Linked DNA regions of Mus musculus: all the other regions are linked to region 5. The links are chromatin loops, found by intact Hi-C in ENCODE. Cell type or tissue: left cerebral cortex. All regions are shown on one strand.

What was found. Hi-C counts contacts between places; a loop is a spot of excess contacts. Peaks named below come from ENCODE experiments on the same cell type or tissue, not always from the same donor. Only the 100,000 strongest peaks of a DNase experiment are listed, where the experiment ranks them.
Region 1: it touches region 5 in a loop (3-fold over the local background); 7 of 42 quality-filtered maps call a loop at or near these places.
Region 2: a loop joins it to region 5, with 2.8 times the contacts of the local background. A loop is called at or near these places in 2 of 42 quality-filtered maps.
Region 3: a loop joins it to region 5, with 5 times the contacts of the local background. A loop is called at or near these places in 4 of 42 quality-filtered maps.
Region 4: a loop joins it to region 5, with 4 times the contacts of the local background. A loop is called at or near these places in 3 of 42 quality-filtered maps.
Region 6: a loop joins it to region 5, with 2.3 times the contacts of the local background. A loop is called at or near these places in 3 of 42 quality-filtered maps.

Annotation. Positions count from the first base shown.
Region 1 is chr3:138,857,785-138,861,784 of GRCm38, reverse strand. The region is part of intron 1 of Tspan5 (tetraspanin 5); the gene reads right to left. Among named protein-coding and RNA genes, the nearest start is that of Tspan5, 120 kb to the right of the region's middle. In left cerebral cortex, a CTCF peak has its summit at 1,877; DNase peaks (open chromatin) are centred at 585, 1,807, 2,412, 3,337 and 1 more place; H3K27ac peaks cover 3,883 bases.
Region 2 is chr3:138,546,935-138,550,934 of GRCm38, reverse strand. Eif4e (eukaryotic translation initiation factor 4E) reads right to left here. Exons shown (of 8, transcript NM_007917.4): 4 at 3,181-3,276; 5 at 609-672; 6 at 1-42. Among named protein-coding and RNA genes, the nearest start is that of Mir1956, 23 kb to the right of the region's middle. In left cerebral cortex, no CTCF peak of the experiment used is centred here; DNase peaks (open chromatin) are centred at 118, 422 and 1,652; H3K27ac peaks cover 1,595 bases.
Region 3 is chr3:138,487,098-138,491,097 of GRCm38, reverse strand. It overlaps Metap1 (methionyl aminopeptidase 1), which reads left to right and starts at 1,716. Exons shown (of 11, transcript NM_175224.4): 1 at 1,716-1,840. The coding sequence starts at 1,727. Gm32553 (a long non-coding RNA gene) reads left to right here and starts at 3,037. Exons shown (of 2, transcript XR_001784010.2): 1 at 3,037-4,000. In left cerebral cortex, CTCF peaks have their summits at 1,428 and 1,686; DNase peaks (open chromatin) are centred at 983, 1,506, 1,597 and 2,202; H3K4me3 peaks cover 1,913 bases; H3K27ac peaks cover 937 bases.
Region 4 is chr3:139,192,128-139,196,127 of GRCm38, reverse strand. It overlaps the pseudogene Gm4862. Among named protein-coding and RNA genes, the nearest start is that of Stpg2, 12 kb to the left of the region's middle. In left cerebral cortex, a CTCF peak has its summit at 2,006 (motif pointing right); no DNase peak of the experiment used is centred here.
Region 5 is chr3:138,742,596-138,746,595 of GRCm38, reverse strand. It overlaps Tspan5 (tetraspanin 5), which reads right to left. Exons shown (of 8, transcript NM_019571.5): 1 at 3,936-4,000. Among named protein-coding and RNA genes, the nearest start is that of Tspan5, 2.4 kb to the right of the region's middle. In left cerebral cortex, a CTCF peak has its summit at 1,992; DNase peaks (open chromatin) are centred at 2,009, 2,603, 3,335, 3,860 and 5 more places; H3K4me3 peaks cover 4,000 bases; H3K27ac peaks cover 4,000 bases.
Region 6 is chr3:139,203,395-139,207,394 of GRCm38, reverse strand. Stpg2 (sperm tail PG rich repeat containing 2) reads right to left here and starts at 1,502. Exons shown (of 14, transcript NM_198659.2): 1 at 1,388-1,502. The coding sequence starts at 1,496. In left cerebral cortex, a CTCF peak has its summit at 1,830; DNase peaks (open chromatin) are centred at 1,545, 1,759 and 2,691; H3K4me3 peaks cover 1,294 bases; H3K27ac peaks cover 1,136 bases.

The sequences.
Region 1 (4,000 bases), 120 kb before region 5:
AGTGACGGAAGCTAGACCTGGATTCCAGAGCCAGCACAACTGATGCTTTGGCAAAACTGGAAAGGAAAATAGTCTCGGGTGTCACAGGGTGATTCCAGAAGGATGCATCTGCCCCACTGTCAAGTGGAAAAGCTCTTCTTCCATATCCAGTTATTTTCATCCTGGCAGACTCCATTGTTTTGGACTGGAACAGTGTCCCATCCCAACTGGCACGAAATGGACACTTCAAAAAGCCACCTTTCCAGTATTCCAAGTCGCTTTGAGTCCCAACTTTATACTTGACCTTACACGTCTCAAGATAAAAGGAGATAAGAAAAAACAGACATAGCTCTTACAGTTCAGAGGACTTTCAGGTCACGAAAGAATAAAACTGCCCCGTGGTAAGGAGAGAATTACAAGTCACCAAATCTGTGTGGCTAACAACAGCAGATGGGAGGGGCTGGCATGCAATCAGAGACGCAAGTGTGGCACGGCACTTTTGGACCTTGTAAGGCGCCCATTCATCACCCTGGTGACAGGAGGATTCTCAGGGACCATCTGTGAGACTGAGTGGTGGGTGGGAGTGGGTGGGACAGGCTGGCACTGAGGAGAAGAATCACCATGTGGGTTGCAGACGTCTGGATCCACAGGGATCCAAAGGAAGATGAGGGAGGAGCAGGCAGGAGCTGATCGTGTCCAGGATATGGAGGAAACGTGGGCAGAACTGAGAACTACTGAGAAGTGTTTTCCGGTAATGACAGGATGGAGGTGTGAAGGGTAATTGGTCTTATACCTGGAAACTATGGCCCTTCAACATTCCAATGTGGGTCTGGGTTGCTGCTCAGTGGTTAGTGCTTTCCAAGCACACACTGGGCCCCGTCTTCAACTTCCCAGTACAGGGGAAATAAAACCTACTGCTCTGCAGACAGAATCGACTTCTGGGTGCTGTTCTCAGGGCTGGCTGGACCTAGCAGAAATTCTGAAGGATGTTTTTCTTGTTTGAGTATTTGGCTGCTAACTGAATTCTCTGGGAAGCAAATCTCACGTTTTGTATTTTTGAAAACTAAATTATTTTACCATCATCATATATTTCTGTCACCTCTGCTACTTGTATTCCTAAAAAGAAGCAATTACATACCAGGGCCCAGCCATCCAAGTTCTTAAGCGGCTTCTAAACGAGCACTCCTTACTCCTGTTTGCTTAAGATGTAGCAATTTCACCTGCGATCTGTCCAGACTGAAACAAAGTTCCCGACCAGCACTGCAGGAAGCCGAGCCTCACCAACAGCCTCACCAACAGCGGACTAACGTTCTGAGAATGTAAACCTCCGCTGGAACAGGCAGGCGAGGCGCACCTACCGCCTTCCCTGGACAGACCAATGAGCCAGCAGAGAAGCTCACTTGTTCTCACTCTCCTTTTTTCTGAGCCAACACTGCAGCTCTGGCAGATGGGTAGCCAGCTTATACAGGTATCCTATGTACAGCCACTAATACAACACCTGTCTTGGTAGGGTGGGGAGTTATTTCAGGAGAAAAAAAGTCCCTGAGTACAATTCCTGCCAAAGTATGAGCTGGCAGAAAATTCAACCAACAGAGAATCAATCCTACTCTTGCCACTGGGCTCTGATGTCCCAGTTTACAACTGTCCAGAATGGTCTTGATAAGATGGCATGACAGACAAAACTCGACTCTGTAAACAGGACAATTCCCATGGAGGCCAGGGCCAATGTCTCTCCCTTTACATAGTCACAAGGCCATCTAATTGTGGCCCCAGTACATATTGCCTAGGGACCTCTAGCCCTGGTGCTGCACAGTACCATAATACAACTCGGGAAAGGCAGAGCCTGCTGGGCAACTACAACCGGCAATGCAGCCACTGGAGGGCTTCGGACAAGTCAGGGAACTGAGCGGACAAGTGCCTGCTTTGTAGCACTGACACGCTAGCAGGGCAGCGCAAGGAAAGACAAGCAATAGAAAGTCACAGATGAGCGGGCTGCTCAGGGCTGCTGCCAGGGAGGAGGGCAGAGTGAGGAGAGAAAGCCAAGTGGAAGGCAACTGCAGGTACTGCAGAGTGACTAGAGCAAACCCACGAGAGGGACAGGGATTAGTATCTGATGACTCCATTAGTTAAGAGTTTGCTGCTGTTACAGAGGACTAGACATGGGGTCTGAGTACCCCCTGTTGGGCAGCTCACAACCACTAGTTCAAGCCCCACTAGTTCAGGGGATTAAACATCCTCTTTGGAGCATACACACAGAGAGACACATAAATAAAAACAAAATAAATATTAAGGGGAAAAAAATACATGTTCATTGGGCACCATGAAGGAAGGAAGAGCTGACTGGCGGATGTCCGAACAGCACCCTAGCCGAAGCCAGACATCTGGACTGAGGCCCCGGACAGATGGCGACAAAGCGGGACACAAAGTGCCAGGAACGGAGAAGCACAGCTCAGAGGCTCACAGTAGCCAGGCTGTGTCAGGCTGCACAGGCCACTGAGAAGACTACACTGTGTCCTCAGATGGGGCAGGAATCCCTGAAGGGTTCTTTGGCTTCCCAGAGCCTGCAGGCCTTGCCTGATCTAACCAATGACTGATGTTACTAACTGCTGCAAACTGTGGGGTCCACGAAACCACATGAAAGCCAACTGTAAGCAAGGAGTCTGTGCAGATTATTCCCTGCCCCCCATCGCTCCTCAGACATTACCCTGCCTGCTCCCCAACTCCTCCCACAGTGGCCACCTTAACAGGCAGCTCCCCTTTCAGAGTCAGAAAAGCCCTGGTAGAAGATGAACTCAGGCCCCCTTGTCCTCAGAGCTTCCCTGCCATACCAGGTATGGCCTTGTCCTGCCTACATGTGTACACAGGACTGGAAAGAATGACAACACCTCACGTCAGACAGTAGGACAGTCAGGGCCTATACTAATCACTGAGCACGTGCATGGATAAAGCAAAGGTGACGGACGGCCCCTGAGTGCTGTTTAATTCTCCTTCTTCTGTCACCGGCTTGAGCATCCTTCCAGAACTGTGCTCCAAATAGTTATATATTTAAGAGACACTAACGGACTCTAGTTTGAGATCTATTCTGCTCCTTTACATGAATGGCTATAAAATACCTACACCCACAGTTTTAGGGGATCCACATAATTCTCATGCTGCATGAGCAAAACATTCAGAGAAGCCTACAACCACAGTGCTGGGGGCTTCCTCTGACTTGTACGAAGCTGTGATCTCTTTTCAGGGCAGCTCAATGAAAACCCCAGATGTTCTAAACTGTTGGGCCAGCTGTTGTGACCGGGCACGAGAGGCAAGAATACTTAATTCAGTCTCCACCATCCACCTGAAGGGCTAGTCCTCTGCTTGTTTATGGGATTGCGGACACAGACTGCTGGGGCTCGAAGCCAAGAACAGGATCTGGAGCAGTCCATCACACAGAGCCTGGGAAAGGAAAAAGGGGCCAGGAGGGGGACTTCTTTGGAACTGCGTAGCACCAAGAGCCCGCAGTATCTTCCCAGAGACGATGAAAGGGCTTTTCCCTTTGAATGCACACTGTTCCAGGAGAAGGCCTTAAAGAAATGCCCACAGTCTGAGGCAGTCTGGTCTAGAGAGCTCTTTGTTAGAACTTGGACCTTGACATTTTGAGCAAGAGCTTGTAATCTGAGATGGGGAGGGGGACGGCTACGCAAGCAATAAAATCCATATTCTTGGAAATTACCCAGGCAATGCAAGCATATAAAAAAGGAACATGAGGGATTAGCTATCCACTTCTGGATAGAAACGTGGAAGTTGCAAGCTTACAGCTCACTAATCTTTGCTTGTCTTACAGTTAAAAAAATAAATAAATAAAATTTAAAAAAGGCTTGCCCTGATGGGCTGCTCTATTGCTTACCCCTCCCCCAGCCATTAGACAAAGCCAAGGCTGAAAACACACCAGAGGGGCGCACTGAAGGCTGAAATGGACTGGAAGTATGTCAGACTACAGGCGTAAAAAGTCAGTTATCTGTAGGCAAGCATGAACCTCTGT
Region 2 (4,000 bases), 200 kb after region 5:
TCGTTTGTTTTTCTCATCTTCCCACATAGGCTCAATCCCGTCCTGCAGGAGGAGAAGGCAGCATTAGACAGCACTGGTACTCCGAGACACAGTATTAGACTCAGCAAGCACCACTGACAACTTTTCTTTCGTTCCCTGTACCCCTGCCACTGGCACGGCTTTTAAACATACACAAGAACTACACGCCAGAGGCATGCAACTGCGCAAGCGTCCCACCTCCTTGTGAATTCTCCAACTGCAAAGCTTCATGTCACCTAAAGGTTCTGAAAATTCCCGAGCAGAAACCTTTTAGAAGCTACATTAAAAACTATGTAATTTGAGCTAACTAACGTCCTATCCTAGCACCTGACAAAGGTCTGTTTATAAATATCTCATGGGTTTAAAATTAGCTGACGAAGTCAGTCTATTCAAGTATATCCAGGAAGGGCTGCACAGAATTAGCAAGGCTCGAGTCAATCCCAGGATGTTCCCATGAGTAACTAAATATTACCACAGAGCACTGTACTCAAGCCTGGTAAAGCCAACTGCCTGAATTTGTGGCCAGTTTTTACAAATACCTGAATGGTCTGGTCCTGTAATAAATATAAACAATCATTGATTAGGCATACCTTAAAAAGTGAGTAGTCACAGCCAGGCATTAAATTACTAGACAACTGGATATGGTTGTATAGACTAGGTAAAAGAAAATAATAATTAAAAACATAATATGTAATGCAGGGTTTGGGTGCTTACACAGACACACACACATTTGGAAAATACGAAAACATAAAAGTATGTAGATTTGTTTTTCTTTTTTTGACTCTGTATGTAGTTAATTTCTGAAATGGACACAACAGGTCTAAATAATGATTACACTCAAAGAAATTTATAATGTAAACTAATACAAACAACTATCTCAAATGACTACTCTAAAAAAATATTTTGATACATTTGTTAACTCAATGCAGCCATGTGCACTTAAGAAAATTAAAACAAACCATCAGTACTGCATGGCTCAGTCAATCAACATTATTACCTCTGCAAGTATAAACACAGCAGTGGTTCTCCAACTCAAAATGGTTCCTATCAGTCAGCACCGCAGTATGAGGAGCTCAGGCACAGGCCAGGATCAAAGGCATTACCAACAGGTAGACCTGCAGTTCTGAGCTATTGCCCAAATATTTAAACCACGGAATGGTTTTCGAGGTATTTGATATATACTTCTTAAAGGCAGAAGGGCTGTGTCACTGATCTCTGTGTAAAACTGAAGCACACGTCGGTTCCGTATTTGCTCTCCTCCAATAGACAGCAGAGTTTATCTTAGGAACCTTGCTGTGTTGACCTTAATTTTGTCTAGAAATATTTCAGACACTTTTAAGAAGTCTACATCTTCCTTACCACATTGCACAGTATGATCCACCTTGAATACGATAGTATTAAGTATCTAATGACTGACAGTTCCCAAACCACAACCTAAGAATCTTAAGGTTACATGGATGAGACTAAAGCAAAAGGACTGAAGAAATGTTTGTGTAAAACCTTCTAGAAAGGAGTAAGAAATCAAGAGGTGGCCTAATCCATCCAGAAAGGCTCAGGCTCCGTCCTTCCCCATCTCTCAGCTCTGGTTCCCGGGGCTTTTGCTTACACTCACTGCCATGTGGGGCTGTGCTCCACTAAAGGAATCCTGGAACCAGGCTTATATAAACAGGTAAAAGCCAGGAATGCAGTCCAAGAGCACATGCGAGTGGGCATGGGATTCAAGCCCTTCCTTTTTCCTTATTAAGAAACTGGAGAACTTTTTGTGCGTGTAAAGAAGGCTTGAGAGTTATTCAAAAGTCTTGCAGTAAAAACACAGTGAGTACAAAAACCATTTGACCCTTTCAAAAACTCCAATTTAGACAGCCACCTTTAGTAATTAGGAGAGCTGAAATATACTTGTTTCATTAAAAAAAAACAAAACAAAGCAAAAAACCAAAAAAAAAAAAAAAAAAAAAAAAAAACAACCCCATAATGTTCTTAGAAAAAAACTGAATTCAGCAGTCTTATGTATTTTATATGTTGCCTTTCTCAATGATGCAATGAATACCTAATATCTGTTGCAGGGAAATATCAGTACAGACATTGGAAACACACTGAATACTGATTGTGGCCTTAAAAAAATACAGCTATGAATTTAATGACTACAGTCTATTCTTTTGTGTGAGCAAAACAGACTCAGAAGTTACATGAAAATGTTGGTCACTAAACTCAGCACCTATGACCTAATATAAACATATAGAATAGTAACTGTGAGGTAACTCTAAACTCTTCTCCAACATTTGCCTCTCATATTCTCAAAAAGTATTTCCCTATATGTTCTCTAAAAATATCTAGAAAATTCAACTTTTGGATGAAGTAGGATGCATCTCAATTGTAAAGCACTTGCCTATCATGTTCAAGGTCCTAAATTTGATCCTCAGAAAACAAAAACTACTGTTTTAAGATAAATTTCAAAACATCTAAGGCATGAGCAGTGTTGATCTGCTATGCCTTGGCAGGTAAAGGTGGTGGGGGATTCCAAGTTCTACAATGTTAGGACATCCTCAAAAACTCAGCTACATCCTGTCTCAAACATACACTTCTCGAAAAAAACCTTCAGTTTATATTCTATTTGTAAGTCTTGAAAAGTTTATGATCCAAGTTAACTTCTTCCTAAACTAAAAACTAATCTAAAAAACATTTTGATTACTCTTTGATAAATTACAATAAAATTAATGACCTAAGATTACAGACACATCATTGTCTTGCTACTCCTGAGTTTATAGCCCTGAAAGTTAAATTTTATAAGTTTCACCTTTTGATAGCCTGAGCAGGGAAATTCCAGATATTATACTAAAAGCTGTCTGCAGAAATGGGGATGTTTAGTAAGGCCTTTTAGTATCCAGTTATGACATAAATATATGTAGGTGACTGCACAGGAGACGGACAGCCAAAAGGCTATCAAAAAATTCTAGGACAATAATAGAGGATTCTCACGGGAAGATGAGGAATACAGAGTAATCAAACCGAAACATAGGGCTTTTGTGTGTACTCAACAATGTAAAATAAAGCATAACTACCAATTCAAACTTTTGAAGATATTCATCTTTCATTTTGTAAATGATGTAAGATAAAAAAATTATTCAACTTAGAAGTATATATAAGTATCTTAAAGTTACTTACGCCCAAAAGTCTTCAACAGTATCAAACTTAGAGATCAATCGAAGGTTTGCTTGCCAAGTTTTGCTTTTATCATTTTTAAAAAACCAGAGTGCCCACCTGAAAATAAAAGCCAGTATATAAAGTTGTTTACCCATATTCATAGCTGATTTATTTACCAGTCAAAGAGTAGAAGTGTCCATCAGTAGGCAAACGGTGTAAAATGTAGAACTGATAGGCAGTGGAAAACTAACCAACGTTAAAGAGGGAATCTGACACAGATAACAAGGACGAAGTCTAGGGATAAGCCTATGTGAATTGCCCCACACATGCACATGGGTCTACTTACATGAGGTACCTAAGGTCCTCAGGTTTGGAGAGGTCAAAAGTGGTGCTGAGGACTGAACAGCTGGTGACAGCAACTTATTTAATAAACTAATTTTAGTTTAAAAGATGAAAATGGTACCAAGGAAACTGCACAGGAAAAGCACTTGCAGTGGGGGCCTGGTAACTCTGACAACTAGAACCTCTGTAAGAGCCAGCTCAAATTTGTGCTATGCCACATGAAACCTTCACATTTTTTATACACATACACACAAAAATAATGTTTTTATAAAATACATTGGGGGTGGAGGGGCTTCCAAGGGGTTCTCTTTGTAGCCCTGGCTCTCCTGGACTTCTCTTTACAGAGCAGGCTGGACTTTAAAGACCACCACCTCCCCCAGTGCTAGGATTAAGGTATGTGCTGCCACAGCAGGCTCTAAAATGCATATGTTTTTAAAGATGAAATAGGTTTGTTATACAACAATGCAAATGTAATCAACATTACTAAGCTGTAAAGATT
Region 3 (4,000 bases), 260 kb after region 5:
TCTCATGGTTCAAATAGCAGAAGTCTCTTTTTGTCTGTTTAAAAAATTGTTGGAAATTCTGTTCAATCCAAACCAAAGACCACTTAATAACTTTTTCAAAATGAAATTAAAGTCAGTAACTCAAAACAGCAATGCCTGGACGCAAATATTCAATTCTCTATGCAGAGTTCTAGCCACTATAGGATTGCTGCTATTGAGGCTAACTCAATCCAAAGACAACCTGATTGGATACATAATGAAGAATGACAGAAGAATACTAGATGTCTCTGTCTTCTGTAAAGAAACCAGGATGTGTTTGTCACTGCCTATGTGACAGCACCCGCAATACAGAGTGTACGTGCAGTGGATGCAGGATCAGACTGCAGAGAAGTCCAATGCACATGCTGAGTGTTGCGTTTAATTCTGAAATAACTTTTGGTTGTTAGGCTGTCAAAAACTGCTTACTATTGCCAAAAATTTTGTTACTCCATATTTAGAAGTTGAGAGCCACAGTTTAGGAAGCTGGGATTTATACAGTTAGATGTCATATACAAACATATACACATATGCAGTCACTAATTTTCTTAAATGTATACATTTTTATTAAAAGTTTACAGTGGTTGGTTATACAGGAAAAGTTATTCAAGAAAACATGAGCTTTTCTGGTGTATTAAGGTGGAAAAGATTTTTTTAAAAGTCACAGCATTCCTCTAGCAACAAACAAACAAAAAAAAAAAATAGAAAACGGCAGTTGTTGTCTACTGATTATGTGTTTGAAAGATTTAGGCTACCGGGTTGTATCTGATAAACTCTAGAGCCTTTTAATTCTCGCATTTCTTTTCTTTTCTCTTTTGGTTTGTTTTCTGAGACAGGGTTTCTATGGGTAACCCTGGCTATCCAAGAACTTACTCTGTAGACCAGGCTGGCCTCCAACTCAGAGAGATCTGCCTGCCTCTAGATCTGAGTGCTAGGTTTAAAGTTTGGCATGCGCTACCACTACCCGGCTAACCCCCCTCAATTCTTGATTGGTGGAATTCGCTCAAACTATAAAATCAGATAATATATATATATTTTAAATCATCGATATTGAACTATCTGGCAGCTACTAGCGCTATGTATTTCAATAGCGGGGTGTGGAAAGACATGAGGAAGAGCGTATTTCAGTCCCATCTCGGTCCATTGATATTTTTTTAAGAATGAGCGTAATTTTTTCTTTCTTTTTTATTTTGAGGAGAACACTGGCAGAGAGAAGCGGAACTCAGAAAAGGGAATTAGTCCCCAAGAAGCTCCCGGCGAACCAAACTGAGGAATCCACGCCCTTCCCAACCACCTGCGAGTGAATGAAACACCGAAGGCTCAAGAATTTCACGCTCGGGGTCCCAACGTCATGGGGTGTAGGATCTCCGCTGACCCCACGTGGCGTCGCCGCCACCGCAAGCCTTGGGGCGGGGCAGGGGAGGCGGCGTAAAGGCTGCCGGGCGGGTCGCCACTACGCGTGCGCGGAGAGGGCGTGGCTGTCAGGGCGGGGGGTCGGCCGAACCGGAGGGAGGGGCGGGGCAGCAGGTGAGCGCGCGCTAAGGGGCGGGGCCCTGGCCGCGCGTGCGCGGAGGGGGGCGGGGGCGCGCTGCGTAGGGGCGGGCCCTGGTCCTCCCGGTCCGGCGCCTAGGCCTGCCATCGGAGCTCCTCCCCGGCTGGGTCCCTCTCCCCGCCCTGTGGCGGTTCCTCCCTCCTCCGGCAGCCAGGCAGCATGGCGGCGGTGGAGACGCGGGTGTGCGAGACGGACGGCTGCAGCAGCGAGGCCAAGCTCCAGTGTCCCACCTGCATCAAGCTGGGCATCCAGGGCTCGTACTTCTGCTCGCAGGTAGCCGCCCACCCCGCGCCCCTCCGGTCCTCCGCCTCTGGGCCTTGTCGCCTCCCGCTCGGGCCTCCGAGCGGCCCGGGCCTCGGGAGCCGGGAGCCCGGCCGCCGGCGCTCTCGGGGGCGGAAGCTGACCTGCGGCGGGTTCGGGCCAGGCCTCCGCGGTCCCGTGGGCGGCCAGGTGTGTGCGCAGGTAGGGACGCGCGGGAGCCGGTAGCCCAAGACCTCCGCCGAGCCGGGGTCGGGTCTGGACGCCGCTGGCCGCGCTCCCGGGGCTTCTCTCCGGTGTCTCTGCAATCCCGGACGGAGACGGAAGCGACCTGCCGGGGCCTGGGGGTGGCTGCAGTCTCCCGTAGAGGAGAGCTGTTTCAGTCTCACTTCTTTTGTGTTTTACTACCGCGCTTTGACATTTAAGTAACTTTGAGTGTAGGCGTGGAGAGAGGTCGGTGTAATTCATTCTTTTCCGTTGGCATCTCAGATTATTAATTTGAGAACCGGTAAGGTAAAGAGATGAGTCACTTCTGTTACTGAAGTTCCTGGAGTAGAAAGGACAGTCCCGCAGGGGTTGTGCTTCAAGGCTCCGACGTAGTTTTTGTGCAACTGAGCAAACCTAGCACTGAGTGGGGCCCTGACAGAAGTGTGTATTTATTGAACAGTATTTGTGTCCCATCGCGTTTCTAGACTCAGAATAATGGCAAGGCAAGTAGTAGATGGTTATTAGGCTCTTAGTTACAATTTGTTGAGGAGAAGAATATAAGTACGTTGGTAATAAACTGACAGGTTCCTGGGAGAGGGGAGTTAATAGGCCAAAGACCTTGGCATGCTAGTTTTTCTGAGAGCTTGAGTAAGTGAAATTACTTAAGTTCCCCAGTTTCAGTGTTACTCTATACAGAGAGAATGAGGGTACCTTTCATTCTGTATTGTACAAGATTGTGCTGACAATGAAATTAAGGAAGACCCTGTAGCCCTATCATTTAGAGACGTTTTGTTTTTTAAAGGATTCCACTACAATTTAATGCTGGTATCTAGATAAAGTTGAAGAAGAATAATTATGTCACCAGTGGTAAGTGATACATGCCTTTAATCGCAGCACTTGGGAGTCAGGCAGGCAAATCTGTCAGTTCTAGGTCAGCCTGGTGTACAAGCAAGTTCCAGGACGGCCAGGGTTCTGGGGTGGGGGCGGGGGTGGGGTGGGGGGAAGAATAGTTATATGAAAATAGCAAAACCAACTATTTTCTAAGATAAAATAGATGGAAAGATAAAATAAGATGAAGCCAATGATTAAAAGCCTTAGCAATTGTAGTAAACCATTGCAAGAGTCCTTCACTATTGTATGATCTTGCCTTTAGAGAGTATATGACCCTTGACCTTGCTGACATCACTTTCCAAGCTTTGCACTTGGAGGAGAGAGACCTGAAAATAGCCTTGGAGCTATTAACCTGGTGCAGGGCCTCTTGTGGCTTTAATGTTTTCCAGTTTAACTTAGTGAGTTCTGTGTGGAATCTGGATTTAAAACAAAAATTTGCTATGAAAATTGTGTGCCATCTGACTAGATCAATGTATATAGTTCGTATTCAGGGGTTTCAAGTTGAGAGGCGCTAGGTGTGGTGGCATACACCTTTAATCCCGGTGCTTTGGAGGCAGAAGCTGGCAGAACTCTACTAGGCCAACCTGGTTTACCTAGTGAATTTTAAGGCCAGCCCTTGCTAAATAATGAGACTCTTATCTCAAAAAAAGAGAAAGAAAACGAACAAAAAATGGCTGGGCTGGAGAGATGGCTCAGTGGTTAAGAGCACTTTCTGCTCTTTGAGGGGACCTAAGTTCAGTTCCCAGCACCACGTGGTTCTCACAAACTTCTCAGGCACCAGGCACATAGCGCACAGGCACACTTGAAGGCAGAGCATCCATACACATAAAATAGAAATGAAATCTTAAAAACCATTGGGTGGCATGCATGGGTTAATGTGTACTGACACTAGCTCCCAAATTGATTATCCAGTACCAAGAGGTCAGCTCAGAAATCACATACACATTAGGATCCTTATATGGACTGAGAAGGTCATATTTATATGTTTACAAACACACACACACACACACACACACAAACACATACACACACACACACAATTACAAAGTTATAGAGGCCATGAAATTAAGAGCAAGG
Region 4 (4,000 bases), 450 kb before region 5:
TTTAGGTGCCCAAATTTATCTAGGTTAGCTTCAACCTATAAGGTTTTTCTGTTTGTTTGTTTGTTTGTTTGTTTGTTTGTTTGTTTGGGTTTGGATGGAGGTGTGTGGATTAAGACAGTCTCTCTTTGTAGATCTGACTGGCCTGGAACTTACTGTGTAGACCAGGTTGGCCTGAAACTCAGAGACGCACCTGTCTCTGGAGTACAAGGATTAAAGACATGAGCGTCCACACCTGGCTGCCTAAGTTTTCTTTCTTTCTTTCTTTCTTTCTTTCTTTCTTTCTTTCTTTCTTTCTTCCTTCCTTCCTTCCTTCCTTCCTTTCTTTCTTTCTTTCTTTCTTTCTTTTTGTAAACAATCTTTTTATTAGATATTTTCTTCATTTACAATTCAAAAGCTATCCCGAAAGTCCCCTATACCCTGCCCCTGCCCTGCTCCCCAACCCACCCACTCCCGCTTACTGGCCCTGCTGTTCCCCTGTACTGGGGCATAGAATCTTTGCAAGACCAAGGGCCTCTCCTCCCAATGGTGGTCGATTTGGCCATCTGCTACATATGCAGCTAGAGACTTGAGCTCAGGAGGTACTGGTTAGTTCATATTGCTGTTCCTCCTATAGGGTTACAGACCCCTTCAGCTCCTTGGGTACTTTCTCTAGCTCCTCCATTGGGGGCCCTGTGTTCCATCCAATAGATGACTGTGAGCATCCACTTCTGTATTTGCCAGACACTGGCATAGCCTCACAAGAGAAAGCTATATCAGGGTCATATCAGCAAAATTTTGCTGGCATATGCAGTAGTGTCTGGGTTTGGTGGCTGATTATGGGATGGATCCCCAGATGGGGCAGTCTCTGCGTAGTCCTTCCTTCCATCTCAGCTCCAAACTTTGTCTCTGTAACTCCTTACATGGGTATTTTGTTCCCCATTCTAAGGAGGGACAAAGTATCCACACTTTGGTCTTCCTTCTTCTTGAGTTTCGTGTGTTTTGCAAATTATATCTTGAGTATTCTAAGTTTCTGGGCTAATATGTTCATAGCAGCCTTATTTATAATAGCTAGAAGCTGGAAAGAACCCAGATGTCCCTCAATAGAGGAATGGATCCAGAAAATGTGTTACATTTACACAATGGAGTACTACTCAGCTATTAAAAACAATGAATTTATGAAATTCTTAGGCAAATGGACGGATCTGGAGGGTATCATCCTGAGTGAGGTAACCCAATCACAAAAGAACTCACATGATATGCACTCACTGATAATTGGATATGTTTTCTTTCTTTAAACATGAAAACCAGGTTTTCAGAAGTAATCAAACAAGTCTAAATGTAAACGAATCCGTGCCTAGACAAAGGACCAAAGCTTTATGTCGATTTTAGATGCTAGAAAAATAAAAATAAAAGTCCCCCCCCCCGTTTCTCCTAATGTAACCAAATAACAATTTTTCTCCTCCTGTAAAACACAAACAAAACTGATTCTAGTGGTCTCAGGAAATGGCCTGTAGTGGTCATGTGGTAGCCTAGTCAAGGTAAGGAAGTCAAAGACCTCAACCACACAGCTGTCTTCTTCCCTGTCCACCATGAGCCACCAAGAATCTCACTACCTAGTGATCTTCATCGCACAGTCTTATTACTACTTTACATGAATACAATCCAGAGAATAGGTGGATTCACACTCAATAAAGCACATCTTAGAAATACCTAGAATGTATACACTAATACACACTAATTCCTAGGGACTAGAATACACTCTTGCAGAAATGGCTTCTAATTCTGTTTTCATTTTTGTGCTTGTGGGTTTTGTTTGTTTGTTTTTTAGTTTTATAAACTTTATCATAAAAAAACTTGAAAATAAAGGAAAAAAACACCCAAAAAAGCTAATCACACCCTAAATTTATACTATACACCAGACAAATAAATTTCTAGATTTGTTGTAAACATTTAATATTCTACAAACTTAAACACTCTTTAAAACCCACAAGGATTTTTTTTTTTTTAGTAAAGATCACTAGGTGGCACAATTTCACCAGTTTAGGCTAATAAATTTTCTCTGTCTTATTAAGTTTATATAAAATAACCTAGATTTTATAATTCCATCTAAGCAATTGAAATTTATATAATATTTTTGCAAGCTATCAAGGACACATAAAGATCCTGTCTCACAAAGAACAAGAACAGCAAATGCTTTCTAAAGCAGCATTGCCCATTCTTGTGACCTATGTGATTTCCACACTGGCTTACAAGGCTAGGAAGGTACAGAATGCGAACATGCCGTCCACCAACTGCATCCTCAGATACTTGCCAACCCTCGGATCTGGGCGTGGCTTTATGAACAAGGGAATGTGTGGTCAAACCATTGGTTCTGATGAGTGCATTAACCTCACTTAAATGATGCAGAAGAGATTCCATGGAAAACAAAGTCAAGAAAACAACTGCACTGGCTCGTGCTAAGAAGAAAGTATTTCTCTGCTCTAACGAGATTCCTATTGGAACTAATCGAAGGACTGAGAGGTTGAGAACACACTACAGGGAATATGATTCCTTTTTCCTCAGCCCTTGTGCTTACCAAGTAACAGCAAACACTGTCATATTGTTTTTAACACAAATTTTTAAAATGTAGGGGTTAAAGAGATGGTTCAATGGTTAAACAAGCACTCGCTGTTCTTGCAAAGAACCTAGGTTCCATTCCCAGCACCCATATGGCAGATCACATCCATCTGTAATTCCATTTGCCCCTCTTCTGACCTCTCTCTGACACCGTGCATGCACATAGTATATAGAAAAATATGCAGGCAAGGCACTCATAGACATACAAGTAAATATATCTATAAAATAAATAAAAATAGTGAAGTTAGTTTTAATTTTTTAAAGTAATTGACAATATATTTCAAATACTCCTTGTTTGATATGCTTATTCTTGAATATAAAAATGGCAACTCTAAAACCAGATGAATAATTGAAATAATAAAAAACAGACTTCTTTGTAAGACATAAGAGTTTATTAACTGTTAATTTGAATCAACTATACATTTTAATAATATTGACATATCATAAAGACTATAATGTAATGATGCGGAATAGTGGCACCATTGATAAATGCTTAAAATGAGGTATTAGGAGTAAGAGCCTAGAAGTCTGAATTATTTTTGCCTTACTGCATAAGATGGCTATACCAAATGTGACCTAAATTTTCTCATATTTAAAAATTAAAAAGAAATAGTGCCTAGACAATGGAAAATAATAGAGGTTGACCAGATTTCATATCCATTTAACCTTTAAGTTGTTATAAGTATCATGTTTGTAGGAAAAGTCCCAGATCTGTCTAATGTGTTCACTATCACTTCATTTCTTGGAAGTATTTATAGTTCAGAAAGTTTAACTGCTCTTAGGCTTCATTTTGGCACATAAAGTAGTTATCAACCAAATAAGGGGGCAGTATACCTCACCTGGACCAAATTCTGCCCTGCCTCCAGCTCCTGATATGATCCTTCCTAATGGCCACTGGTGAACACTATCAGCTGCGATAGTCAACACTGCTAGGTCCTTGATGGTAATGTTCTTAGAGACCAAGTCAACTTAGATAGATACTCTGGCCTCTTGAAAAATTCTCCTGTTCTGAAGAAAGTCCTTACCTAGCACAAAGGATACTGATTCTGAAAGGTCACCTATGAAGAGGGGAATGGGGACAGTTACAGTGTGTTATGAACTAGGATTTTCAAGCCACACTAGACAATAATAAAAAGATAGACTGTCCTTACATCCCAGACCACTACACAAAGCATGACAGTAGACAGAGGGAAAGAAAAGAACAAGGAATACTCTACAGAAGAACTCTACAGCAGGGTTACAAACCACTGAAAGTTTCTGGGTCCATGGATAGCTGCTCAATAGCCATGCTAAATGGACAGGTTCCCTATAGTAAATTGTTCCCAAACCCCTAAGATAGTGTACCTATAACAGCTGCACCAAAATTCTCTCTGAACCTGCCAGAATTCTCTTAGTTCTTACATAA
Region 5 (4,000 bases):
CACTAATTAAGAAAATGCCCTCCAGCCGGCCCTTATGGGGGCATTTCTTCAGTTGAGATGCTCTCCTTTAAGATAACTGTAGCTTGTGTCAAGTGGATATAAAACTAGCCAGCCCACCACATAACCTTCTACAAAGTGACCCTGACACTTCCCTATCCAAAGATGGAACCTTCAATTGAGCAGACTCCATGAGGACTTAGACTAAATGTGCCAAGTGACAGTACAGTTAAACTGCTTGGAAGCTGCTTCGAACCTCAGAAAAATCCACCTTCTGTGCCACAGCTGACAGCGACACTGAGCCATGGGTAAGCATCACCAATCACAGGTGACCACCAGCCCGGGGTTCCCCCACCCAAAGGAGACAGCAAGAAACTCCCAGCAACTGCACGGAGGTCCCACATTAGAAGTAGCCCCCCGAGGAGTCAAATCACAGAATTATGAACTATCATGATGAGGTTTCGTTTTGAAATTCTAAAGTTTGGGAGCTTGCTGTGCAGCAATAAGTAGCCAGGATGTTGACGTTCACTTTCTGAGAAACAGTTAAGTGTCAAGAACCAGAACAAAACATCTATAAACGGTCAGTGACAGGACAGAGAAATTAACTCCCCAAAGGACTGACCTTAAAACAAACCTTCTTCTCTTCTCTCCTCCGCCCCAAAGACAACTCAGTGTTTCTGATACATGTCTTCCTCTGGTGACACCCTCAATAAAATCAATTCCTGCTGGCTTGAGTTCTTCCAATATAGAGCAAGAAAAACAAGGCTTTCCCCCCCACCGCCCTGTGCTAACTCACAAGAAAGGAATCTGTACAAGATGTTGACTTTCTTACTCACAATATCAGCACTGCTGTTATATAAAAGAATTAGGATCCTCCACATGAAGCTGTGATTCTAATAATAAAAATACAGCTAATGACTCAGAGCGTCACACTTGAGATTCAGGGGAGAGATAGGGAAATATGCGTGCCATACCAATAACTCAACAAGCAAGGAAAATTCAGTGAAAGGTTTGTTGTTTTGTTTCTTTCTTTAAGTGAAAAAAGATCATTGAGGAGAGAATGAAAAACAAATTAGTCCGTGAGCATGTCTACTAAAGGACCATCTATAACTATAGGCAAGTCTCCAGTCCATCATTAGAGCCTACTGCTCATCCCTGAGACTCGATCTTGCCTGGCTGGCGTACTAGAACTCAACAAAGTCTTTGTTAGAGACAGAGAAAAACCTCACAATTCAACCAAATTCTTCATTCGAATAGCTGAGTAAGGAAGGCCCAGGGCAGATAACTGACTAACACAGACAGAGTGCTGATTAGCAAGAGATCCGAGCTGTCACAGCTGCCACTGTGCGCTCCCTCTTATTTTACAAGAACTATTACGTTCAAATGTCTTCAATGAATTTCGAATTTAGTTCTGCACGTCAATGTGAAGATGAAAGACCGGGAGCCCATGGTCTCTGTTACCAATTCCTCCGTCAGAACCGTACAACTGAACTGAAGTGTTGACTCTGCTATCTTGGACAGTCACGGGCAGGTTGGTGGCCGAAGACAGAAGTGTGCATGTTTTTGGCAGCTGCTGCCAGATCTCCGGTCACTAATATTTTGGTGTGTATTCCTTTTAATGATAACGTGGATGTTTTCCTGCTAATTTCTGCTAGAGCCCACTGGCCCTGATAAAATAGGACATTTAAATATGAGGTCATTTGGAGACAGGAGCAGTATAGAAAACGAACTAGAGGTGGCCCTCTGCACTGGAAGGACAGGGAGAGCAAATGACTCTCTGAAGTAGACACCTACTTAACAATGCTGCCCAGGGCAGCTCCTTCAGTTTCAGGGCCTCAGACCGTTCTCTGACTTGCCACAAGCCTACCTACTGCCCTCCCACAGTAATACTTCAAAAATCAGACAAGATGTGGGTCCTATTCTGAAACTCTCCATGCAGGCAATCTGCAATTTTGTTGAAGCTCTCCACAGTCCAGGGGGTTTGCTGCAGCCTAATCCAGACACAGGGCTAAATTTGCCTTTGTGCTCGCTACAAAATTACACCAAACTGCCAGGGAAACATTTCCCCATTCCTTTTTATTTCCCTCTCACTCCCCGCTCTGAAACTGCAGAGAAAGCCCGTGGGTGCTTTTTGTTGCCTGGTAGCTGAAATGTGCAACTTTTGGAAGTGTTGGAGCAGAAAGAAGAGGCCCGGGTGAACCACCCCTGCAGCCCCATGTGACGGCCCTTGCCTCTCTTGCCTCTCATAGTTCAAGGCAATCAGAATACTTCAATGGGAAGCATGCCTAGCCACCACTTTTAAACATTTCCAGAAAGGGTCCAGGAGAGAAGAAAAAAAAAAAAAAAAAAGAAGGAAAGAAAGAAACGCATTTCCTCTTGCTCTGTTTGCAGCAGGGGGGCAGGGGTGGGGAGTTGCTCCCAGAAACCATATATTATCACTGACAGAAAAAAAAACAAAACTACTCGTGAATGGCTGTATATGGTATTTGTTCCCACACTCCCTCATCAATCTGGTCCAGTCCTGAGGACAGATGACATGCTGACACAAAGTCCATTTCCTTTCCTTTCACAAAACACACATAGCTACTCTGAGAGAAAATAAAATAAGCTGGTAAGTGAGGGGGTGGGCAGAAGATCAGCATAACTACAACTATTCTCACAGATGTTTATGTCTACAGCAAACAGCCACAATTAAGGGGAGTCCAAATTAAAATGTCCTGGATTCAGACCACTGGATCATTGTTTACCTCGCAGAAACTTGGGGATATCCCTATGGTCCGCCACCATCTTTCCCTCCCATGGAGAGAGAGGTGCCAGGGAGGAAGGCGACCCCGGATGGAAATAGGTGGGCTGAAAAATAACACGGTCTGCCAACCAATGCCAACCAACCAACCAACCAACAAACCATTTCCCCTCTTGTCCTAGAGAACTCTTTGTCTGGTTGCTGAACACGTTTGGAAGGTCTCAGAAAAGAATCACAACAAAAGAGTAGGGTCCCAGCCTGATTACAATAGGCACCCGGCACGAGGGAGTGTCACGCAGAGCACGGTTGGGAGCCGGTTTGCAAGCCGCGGCTCACCTGCTCTGCCAGCAAAACAGGTCTTACACACCTTCTCCTTTGCATGTCTCCAAGGGTTCCGAAAACCTGTGTGTCACCCCTTTAAAAGGGGAAGACGCGAGGCACGCGCACACCGAAACATATGTTGACTGATGACTAGTTATTCCACAAGGATACACAGAGAAATAAATCCCTCCACCCTGCACGCCCACTTGGCCAGTCCATTATGCAAAGGGAGCGCTTTACTGCCGGAGAGGAGCATGCAGGACGTGTTATTTACGTGCACATTACAGAGCCACACACCACGGCATCTGCATCCTACACAAAGCCGGAGATGGTGCAAGGAGATACACGCTGAGCACGGCACAGACCAGCCGCGGCAACACCGAGCCAAGCCCTCGGCCAATCAGATCGGCGCTGGAAGGTGGATCTCGGGGTCGGCTCTGCCCGATTAGCCTGCCCCATTATGACACCACGCTCTGCCCAACATCCAGATCCCACGGGAAGCAAATCTAATCCGTGTGCTCCCTCGTTTCTCAAACTGCCGAGCCGTCCTCCCATTTGTACCCCAGCTTTTCGCGCCCCCCCCACCCCCTTAAAAAAAAAAGAAAGAAAGAAAGAAAAGAAAGAAAAAAGCCACCCCGAGGCCTGGCTGCCCCCTGCCCGGCTTGGTTCCTCTTTTCACCTCCTCCGAGTCCTGGAAAGGATGAAGTGTTTCTCTCCCCCGCGCTCGAGCCGGGAAGGCGGAAGGTAGACGCCTCTCGCCGCGACTGGGGCAGGAGCTCCGGGGGCGGCGAAAAGTAAAGCAGCGACCACGGCGGGGGACCGTCGCCCACCCATCCGCCACAGCACTTGGAAACCCAGGAGCGCTCCAACTTACCCAAAATATGACATTGAAGCCAAAAATGAAGTATTTGATGCAACAACTGACTTCAGGACCCTTGT
Region 6 (4,000 bases), 460 kb before region 5:
AAAATAAATTGGATTGTATTAAATTGGGTAGCTATGAACAAAGGGGAAGAATTTCTGAGAGATTGTGAACATTTAACCAATGGTCTTAAAGGCCAAGAGAAATGGCCAGGCAAAAAAAGTAAGCTAGAGTTCTAAAGCTTAGACCAGCCATGCAAGGATGTCTGTAAAGTGACTGACAACGACGCAGACTTTAAGCCTGTGGGAAACTTAGAGACATAAACCACCTCTATCTCTATAAAGAATTTCACTTGGGAGTGGCTGGATATAAATGGTGATTGAAGTAACAGATATGAATAAGAGAGTACAATGAGCAAAGCAACAAGAACAAGATGTAAAGCTAAGTATCTTATAAATTTAGCTGTGCATGATTAGTGGGAAAAAAAGAAAAATAAAACATGATTCCTTGCTTCAGTACCGAATCATGTGTCAGGTACTGAACAGCAGGAAAAAAAATGAGACAGAAAGCAACAAAGAAAGTGGTCAGCTGTACCAAAATAAAGGTCAAAAAAAAAAGTTATGGGTGTGCAAAAGCATCATAGGTGTGCCCATTACAGATGGTCACTGGTAAACACAAGATGCTGGGGAATACATGCTTATACCATCTCAACAGTACTTGGCATAGGTACCAAAAATGCTGAGGACAGATGCTGAAAAGATGTAAAATTTGAGATCTGAAACGCAAACAGAATTTTACCATGTCCAGAGAAACTTAAACTAACCATAATGGAGCAGGGATGTAAACAGAGTACTCACTCCTGGAACTTTAAGGGGGCAGGAGGTATTTTATATCTACTGAAAAATGCAGGTTTACAAAAGAAACCACTAGAATTTGGGTGGTATTAAACTCAAACAAAAACAAAAACCAGAACTTTAAAAGCAGAGACCGAATTAGAAATATTTATTAAAAGTTGGACCTAATTCACAAACTGGGGGGGGGGGGGGGGGTGAGAAATGAAGAAAAGCAATTAACTACTTCAATTATTAGTCCCTAGGCCACCCCTGAAGGCTATAACTTTTCACAGAATGTAGAAAGAGGGTCTCAGTATAAAGCCAGGGATGGTCAGATAACTTCACTCCGGGGAGTGGGGGAGATTGGGGACGGGATCCAATTTGTAAGTGATAATACAGAATAGAAATGTAAACAATTACATCGTGGTAAATAAATCTGATTAAAGTGTGTGCAAAAGCAAGTATTGTGTTTCATACAGTCACAAACTTGTTATGTCATACAGTCAAGAGCCAAGGAATCAAAATCCTGGTTCTAGTATCGTCTCTACCTGCGACGTGTTACATTTCTGAACAGTGGTCCTTTTTGACTTTGTGTTTAACCTGAGGGCAGGCTGAAGGCGGGCCGTCTGTCACCGCAAGCTGGCCATCAGCATCTTACCTGTGGCCTGCTGCTTAGGAAAAGGTACCTGGTAGGTCCCAGGCCCCACGTGCTCCTCGGTGCTGCCGCGGTTGGCACAGTCGAGCCAGCGCGGAGCACGGTCATACATAGTGATGAGGGGCGGGGCCCACGGGACCGGAAACTAGACAGGCGGCCTGCGTCGTCCCTACACGCGGGACTAGAGTGCGAGCTGCGTGCTGACTGGCTCAGCGGCGTCAGCTTTCCCTCGGGTCCTCGGCACAGAGGTAAAGTGGCGAGGACAGCAGCCAGAGGACCCGCCCGCCAGCCCGCCAGCGTTCAATTCAGCGCTCACGGGTCACGCCAGAGACCGGGCTTAGCCGCCTGAACTTCCGGCTCTGGCTCCGCCCACTCCCCGCCTCCCGGAAACCTTGGAAGGGCAGAGGCCGGAAGGACTCGGGCCTGTAGGTGCACTTCCGGCACCGGCCTCGGAGCATTTCCGGTCGAGCGCTCAGAGCTCGGAGATGTCTTGTAGAGTCTGACGAAGCTCCCTGCGCTAGGCAGGGCGGTGCTGCACCTCAGCTCCACCTCAGCTCCGCCTCAACTCACCTGCTTCCTGTCCCAGAATACCTTCGCTGCGCAGAAAAGCCCTAGAAACGCACTAGAAGGAGGCGAATTAATTTGATTTTGATTTGCCTTCCCTGTAAATCAGGGTGACTGGAAAGACCCGGGGGGCGGGGCAGCGAGGCGGGGACAGGTGGAATAGAAAAGCTCGGGACCCCAAAACAGGGTTTGGGATCAGCAAAGTCCCCCTTCACTCCTGTCAAAAAGGCATCCTCTGAATAAAGTCACTACTGAATCTGACCTGCAGGCCATCAAGATTTCTAAAGGAAAGCTGGGAACGCAGAGGGTTGGGGGCGGGGGTGGGGGGGTGACAAGAAATGGCAACATCTGAAAAGGGGAAAGCTTGCCTACTGAAGCAAGTCAAGGGCAAGGGCTAAAAACTGCTTCTGGTGTTGGACACGGATAAATGGCAACATTGTCTACAAAGTAAGGTGAAGGCATCGAAAAAGCCCAAGCCACCCTCATCGATCCACTGAATCTTCAGCAACAGGCGCTGGAGAGTATCAGAATCCATCTATGTGTTTGGTTGGTTTTTTTCATTAAGAAATCCACACAGCTTCTAAACATCCTTAAAGGCTTAGGCCAGTGGTTCTCAACCTTCTGAATGCTGCAACCCTTTAATACGGTTTCTCAACTTGTAGTGGCCCCATACCATAAAATCATTTTCATTGCTACTTTATAACTTTGGTACTGTTAGGAAGCACAATGTAAGTATTTTTGGAGGTAGAAGTTTGCCAGTGGGGTTGTGACCCACAGGTAAAGAACCACTGGCTTAGGCAATCCTTCCATGGCCCTGCCTTACCCACAAAAGAGCTAGAGTGCCTCAGTCCCCAATACAAACTTAAATATATTTAAATTTTGTGATTCTTAGTTTGCTACTTAGTTCTGAATTAATTGTGGCATCTCTGTTAGAATACTCAAAAAGTATGTGTGTGTGGTTCCTAAGAATCTTTTGATGTCTTCTACTAAACAGCTGGATCATTACTTACTTGAAAAGAACTTATTGGCAAATGTATATAGTTCTCTTACTCTTCTAAGTTAACCTGGATACAAATAAAACTAAAGCCCCTGTCCCTGGGTAGGTCATGAATAGCCCAAGAAGGGGCAAGCAAGGTATACAGAATGGCAAGAGAATATCACAAGCACTTGGGAAACTTATTTGTAATGAAGTGTTTAACTTTCTTGTTAACCTTAATGCTTCCTACATTCTTATAAAACTCATAAGTAGCTGGGAAGTGGTGACACATGCCTTTAATCCTAGCACCCAGAAGGCAGAGGCAACAGATCTCTGTGAGTACCAGGCCATCCCAGTCTACCAAGTGAGTTCCAGGACAGCAAGGACTACACAGAGAATCCCTGTCTCAAAAAAGGAAACATAAGAGTTCTTGGTGGGGGTTTTTTGTTTGTTTGTTTTGTTTTTTGTTTGTTTGTTTTGCCTCATATATCTGGCAAGATCCCATTCAGAAGAACTAGAATGGATGTGCAATGACATACTAGAAAGAGTCACAGATAAAAGGATGGAAAATTGTGTCATTAAAAGTCATGTTTCCTTTAACAACCTATTGGACATTCCTTATATATCATTTGCTCTTGGTAATAAAAGCCAATATATCAATTCAGACAGCATGTTCATGCCAGAGTATAGCATTGATAGCCTGGTTGTGCTATAGCAGTAGGGTAGCTTGCCATTTGTCCAGAAATTGAAGAAAATACCTAGGTAGTGAGATAAAGGATTTATTCGAAATCTACCAACAGGGATGCTGGCAGGGGTGAGAGTGACCATGCTAACATTGAGTGTACAGAGGGATGGAGCACAGAGCGATGCTGTGCAGCTGAGTGTCCCCTTTCCACCAGCAGTAGTGTCCAGCTGCAGCAAGAGCATCTCACAGTGCTTTTCATTGCACCTGATGAACACAGGGAAAGGGACTTTGGAAATCAGACCACATAAGCAGTGATTTCATTGGCTTCCTAGACTGTTTTGTCCTTGCATGACCAGCATGCAAAGGAACTGCTGAATGGTCCTATAGATGG